Regions from separate parts of the Homo sapiens genome. Here region 2 is linked to region 1. Evidence: chromatin contacts called from ENCODE Hi-C or POLR2A ChIA-PET data. All regions are on one chromosome and are shown on one strand. The core of a region is the stretch at or near the end of the contact, and the rest is flanking DNA. Distances in the headings are between cores, read along the strand shown.

Region 1 (2,700 bases), core at 45-2,544:
CCTTGGGGTTCAAATGGGGCTGCTTTGGATAAGTTCTAATTTGTATTATTTAATTTGTAAAGCATATTACATTAACACTTCATAAAGTCTTGGTGTTTCTCAAGAGAGTTATTTTGAAATTTGCTTTTTGGTTCCTTTTTTATTTGAAAAAATGAAATATTTAGAAGTGTTTTTTGTTTCCCGAAAGTCTGAATTTTCCAAGTCATCTTTTTTGTTATTCATTTCTAATTTACTCCATTATGGTTAGAAATTACCCAGCTGTTGAATTTTACTGAGACTTGCTTTGTGGTCAATTTTTATGAATCTTTAATATATGTGTGAGAAGATTTTGAATTCTCTAGTAATTGGGTGCTGGATTCTAAATATGCTCATTAATTCCAGCTTATTGATTGTAAATTACCTACAATATTAGAACATGTGAGAGGCGAGAATCGCTGTGGAGGAGAGTGAGCAGTCAAGGACTGGGGATTCAGGAGGGTGGATTTCTGCGTTCAACTCATTCATTCATTCACTCATTCATATTGATTGGGCCTTCTAATGCCATCCCCTGCCCTTGGCATATGGAATACATGTATTTATGATTGACACAGAGACCCCTATTTCATGGTACTCATGTTACCCTGGGAGGAAGAGAGGAAACTAGTAAAGGCAATGAGTAAACAGTAGAGCAGGGAAGGCAGAGCAGGGCTCGGGAGTGGAGGGGCTGCGATTTTACACCCGCTGGTGAGGGCAGGCCTCCTTAGAAGGTGAGCAGACATTTGCAGGCCGAAGACCTGGTCAGGAGAAGAGGGAGTGGGCGGTGCGGGAGACATAAAAGGCCGGGTTAATCAATTAGGCATGGCTTTGAGTGACATGGAGGCTCCTGGAGGTTCTGAGCAGAGAAGCGACACCACGTGACGTATGCCACAGAGAATGCAGTGGCCACGTGGGACAGGCATCGGAGGAGCAGGGAGACCCACCAGGGTCTGGGAGCAACCCAGGCAGTGGATGGGGCTCAGTCCGGGTAGGTGGAGTGGGAATGTAGAAAATGGTACAAATTCTAGAGATATCTGACGTAGATGGGATTTCCTTAGCCTGCAGATGGGCTGTGCAGGAAACAGAAGAGTCGAGGGTGACCTCAGGATTTTTGGCTTTAAGCACTGCTGATGGAGTTGCATGAATTCATGGGGAATGTGGGTGGAGCAGACCCTGCGCTGGGATGAGGATTAGTATGGATCTGTGCAGTGCTTTCAAAGGCACCCAGTTTGGAACACTGAGTGGTAGGCGTTGGCGAGCCTGCGCTGAACGTGGGAGGGGCCTGCGCTGGGCATTCATAGCAGAAAGATACATGGACATGAACTCTCCCGGGCAGTGGATCTCCTCCGTGCAAGGTCCACAAAGTAGACTTTGTTTCTTTTCCCTTTTTTTTTTTTTTAAACAATGTTTGCTTAGTGCTGGCATGCATCTTCTACCAAATCCTACTTTGTAAAGTGTTCCTGCTGGCAAGAGAGTTACTGGCTCCGGGATCTTTGCTGGGCAGAGAGTGTGAGCGCACAGCCTCCACAGCCAGCAGCAAGGTCCTGCTCAAAGTGGGACTCGTGGTTGCTCCTAATTACAGCAATGATGAGGACACTGATGGCCACAGGTCCCCTTACCAAGGCCACCCATCTGTCACTCAGCTACGTACCGTGTGTTCATTGGCATTTAATGCCCCTGGGGACATCACACAGTAGTTACTGGTTCAGGAACTGAGGCTGGGAGGCGTAAGTCACTTTTTATCAAGCTGCCCAGGTGATTTTTCTGGACAGAAGTCTGAACCAGCCCCCTGCCTTCTGCATTTCCACCTGCCTGCTGGATTATTCCACCCCCAGTGACCCGCAGCGCCCTTGAAAGATGCTGCAGCCCACGCCGGTCTCCAGAAAGCCCCGGCGGAATGTACGTTGCTGCCTGGAAGAGGCCGGCTCGCCCCAGAGAGAGGGGCTACCTCCTTCAGGCCTCGTCCTTGGTGCCCTCTCTTCTTCTCCAATGGTTTCTATTTTTAAATATTTCAACTGTTACTGTTAAGTAATAGTGGTTCCTACTTCGGCCCAGCTGTTAGGTGAAACACATAACCAAACGTTTGGAGGTTGCTAAGAAGGAAATTCTGAAATGCGTTCTTATGTAAACTTGATCTTACGTAACTGAGAAGGCAAGAGCAACTGCAGTGGGATTTGTAGGCTTCCTAGACCACTGAAACTATTTTTAATTTTCAGACAATATATTTTTATCCATTGGGTTTAGGGTATTTGGATAGCTTTCAGGAGTAACGTGTAACTTGTGCTGGTGTGAGCAGGCTGGAGAGATGGGCTGCAGTGGTTTCAGGGAGGTGGTGGTGTTCCAGGAGGTGTGGCCAGTTTTGAATCCAGGTGACAATGCTTACTGGCTGCATCTCCCGTCTGTGATACCCAGGTCCCCGCTGGGACCTGCTTCAGGGGGCTGTGAGGACGAAAGGAGATCACAAAGCAAAAATACTTTAAATTCGTGCTCAGTCCTGAAACATTAGTTTTTTGTTATTGTTTCTATTCAATTGCTTTTGCATTGGAATTGTAGAGTCTTAGAAAGATTTTCCAGGAATGCTTTGTCCATAACGTGATTGTAGCAGCATCTCAGACGGATGGTTCTGTCTGTTATTTCTGGGGGTCATGCTTGTCTTTCATGGCTGCGCTTCTGTATGAGAACTTA
Region 2 (2,700 bases), core at 40-2,539, 280 kb before region 1:
TTCCAATGGGGTCTGGTGTCACCAGGACCTGAGGCCCTCTCTCTCTCCAGCTGTCCCTCCTACCCCTCTCCCTCCCTTGCCCCTCCCCCTGTTACAACACCAATCTCCCACTCCCCACACTGGAGGAGCAGCCTCAGTCCCACGTCCAGGAGAACATTGGTCCCATCCTGTCTCCTTGTCCTTAGCTCACCGGAGGGCACCAAACAGAAAGAGAATCCAACCCAGAACTCCCTCTTTATCTGCCTTCCTTGCCCGCCTCCAAACCGGAGTCAGAGCCATTCAAGGAGGATGGAGAAGGCAATTTCCCGAGAGCCTGCAGGTTCTTCTCACCCGCGATGCCCATGTGGGCCCCACCTCAGCCTGCAGGGAAGTATTCTTAGAAGTTCCTTCTTCACGAAGTTAGGTAACTTGCTCAAGGTCACGTAGCCACCAGCTGAATAGAGGAAGGGAGAATCTACGAACACTCCAAGTCACGCTTGTAGCATTGTCCCGTGCAGTCTCTGTGTCAAACCAGGTAGTCAGTGGTGCTGTGAGCCGCCCGGGGCACTTCTCCAAGCTGGGAAGAGGCTCCAGGCTCGGAAGCCCCCTGAGAGCCCTCCCTGACCCACCCTCACCCTTGACCACCACTGAGGGGAATTTCTTCATTTTCTGTGCCTGAAGGTTCAAGAGGGAAGTCAAAAGTGGCTTCCAGTCAGCTTAATGGGGACGGGGTTTTCTCTGGGGGTGATGAAACTGTTTCGGAGCTTGACAGAGATGGTGGTTGCACAACACCGAGGATGTACTAAATGCTGTTGAAATTGACACTGCAAAAGGGTTCGCTTTATGTTATGTGAATTCCACCTTAAAAATGCTTTAACGTGGCTTCAAGACAAATCTTAGTGGACCTTACAGAGCATTTTGAGACACTATCAGCAAATGCCCACAGAGCTGGGCCCCCTGTGCCTCCCCGATCCCAGGTCCATGAGCAGAGTTAACCCTAAACCACCTCCTGAGCCACAGCCTGAAAGTAGCCCCCACCGACAGGGGAGGCAATGGAGTCCAAGGGTCCCTGAGGCCATGCCTCATGCCCACCACGTCCAGCAGAGTGACCGGAGCAGGTGCCTCAGTCCACGCCTCCCCAGGATGAAGAGAGGACAGCAGGGACCTTGCCAAGTTTCCCTTTGGGTGCAACAAGTTCTGTCACTTGTAAGCAGAGCATGAAGCATGGCTCTGTGGTCACTAGTAAAAGCTGGTGTGTGACACGAGGGTGGGAACTGGGAGCAGAGATGCCAGCACCTCCTGCGTCTGCCTCAACATCAGCCACCTCCTCCTGCCCTCTGTTGCCCTGACTGCCCATCTCAGGACTTCCTCGTCCTCGGTCTTGTTTATGAGCCTGTGGCTTTGAGGACGCTCAGTCCGTCCTCAGAGCCAAAGCTCTGGCCCTGGGAGAGGAGCGGGAGGCTTCAAGCTTCTACACAATGGAAAAGCAAAGATGAAATAAGAAAATTCCTCTCGGTCCAGGAGTCTGTGCTGAAGAAATGACTCATTACAAACAGCAGAAACTTCAAGTTAGACAGATGGGGAGAAACTCTCTGAAATGTGCTTTTCTGCCTAATTTAGAATAATTGCAATCCACTACATTAGGGCATCAGGTTTTCAGCATCTCATGAAATGCTGAGGGTGAGAAGGGAGCATTTTCTGACAAATTAAGATCAAGCTGAAAAGGCCAATGTGCTGGCTGCTGTTCAGCCTTGGTCCTTCTCCCGCAGCTCCACGTGGCTGTAGCCAGCAACTCATCACAGGCAGCTTGCAGTCCGAAACCCACTGTGGGCTGATCAAAGACTGAAACCCTAGAAGGAGAGAAGGGAGAAGCAAGAGGTCCCTAGCCCACAGAACCTTGGGGACCGGCACAGCACCCTGGTCCTTCCTCTCATCCTACTCTCTGCCACCCACCCAAGCTGGGAAGAGGCTCCAGGCTCAGAACACCCCACCCCAAACACTTGGAGAGATGCTGGCCTCCGCTGCCTCGTGCCTTCCAAGAAATGAGGGTCCAAGCCACTCTTCTTCATCCAGATCTTGGCTCTAAACCTGCAGTGCACTCTGAGTTGGTTCCTGCTATCCCAGAGCCTCATTTGGCCTTAGACGCGGAGAAGGAGCATTTCACAGCTGGAACAGAACTCCCATGCTCCCAACCCCAGCATCCTTGGGCCACCGATGGGAAAGCTGAGACCCCCTCACCTTCACCCAAGGAAGGAAACTCAGTCAGGGTCACCAGAATAATGAAAAGCCAGGCTTTCTCCCGGACGCTTTGCTGTTGAATCTGCCCGAGAGCAGTGCCGGTGGAGCCAGGTGGCTCTGGGCCAAACCACCACTCGTCCCCATTGGATTTGTGCTGACTCCCACCCAATTCCAAAGAATTACATCAGAGCTGTGGAAACCAAGACCAACGAAGCACCACACCAGTTGCCATTCTTCTAAGCTCCAAGTCCTCTACGCAACTAAAGACTCAGGATCCTTCCACGTAAACCCAAGAACTGGGAAGCCTCAGCCATGGCCGGGGGACGTCAGAGGCCGGGAGCCACTGCCCTGCCGGCCAGGCCAGCAGCTCACCCAGCTGGAGATGTAAGGGGACAAGGGGACGGCCCCATGTCGACCTCCTCCACCTGTGTTGTTCCCATGGAATCGGGCTGTTTATGTCCTCATGCATTCCCATGCAAACAG

The links. Hi-C counts contacts between places; a loop is a spot of excess contacts on that map. ChIA-PET counts read pairs that join two places held with the same protein, here RNA polymerase II (POLR2A). Pooled maps may share reads with other maps.
Region 2: a loop to region 1 is called in a map of CD14-positive monocyte, with 2.6 times the contacts of the local background. The contact joins two enhancer-like sites. A Hi-C loop is called at or near these places in 1 of 168 maps with a recorded cell type or tissue (CD14-positive monocyte) and 1 of 50 pooled maps. POLR2A ChIA-PET finds 5 or more read pairs at or near these places in 2 of 52 experiments (HCT116 and activated CD4-positive, alpha-beta T cell).

Annotation. Positions count from the first base shown.
Region 1 is chr2:239,222,570-239,225,269 of GRCh38, reverse strand. All of the region lies in intron 3 of HDAC4 (histone deacetylase 4), which reads left to right. Among named protein-coding and RNA genes, the nearest start is that of HDAC4-AS2, 30 kb to the right of the region's middle. RefSeq lists an enhancer at 1-152. Within about 2 kb of position 1,294, at least 22 of the 41 ENCODE cell types and tissues checked have a DNase peak (open chromatin) inside an H3K27ac peak, as active enhancers do; they include CD14-positive monocyte, where a contact is called at or near this core.
Region 2 is chr2:239,499,125-239,501,824 of GRCh38, reverse strand. No RefSeq gene overlaps it. Among named protein-coding and RNA genes, the nearest start is that of LINC02991, 78 kb to the left of the region's middle. RefSeq lists an enhancer at 1-432. Within about 2 kb of position 1,289, at least 5 of the 41 ENCODE cell types and tissues checked have a DNase peak (open chromatin) inside an H3K27ac peak, as active enhancers do; they include CD14-positive monocyte, where a contact is called at or near this core.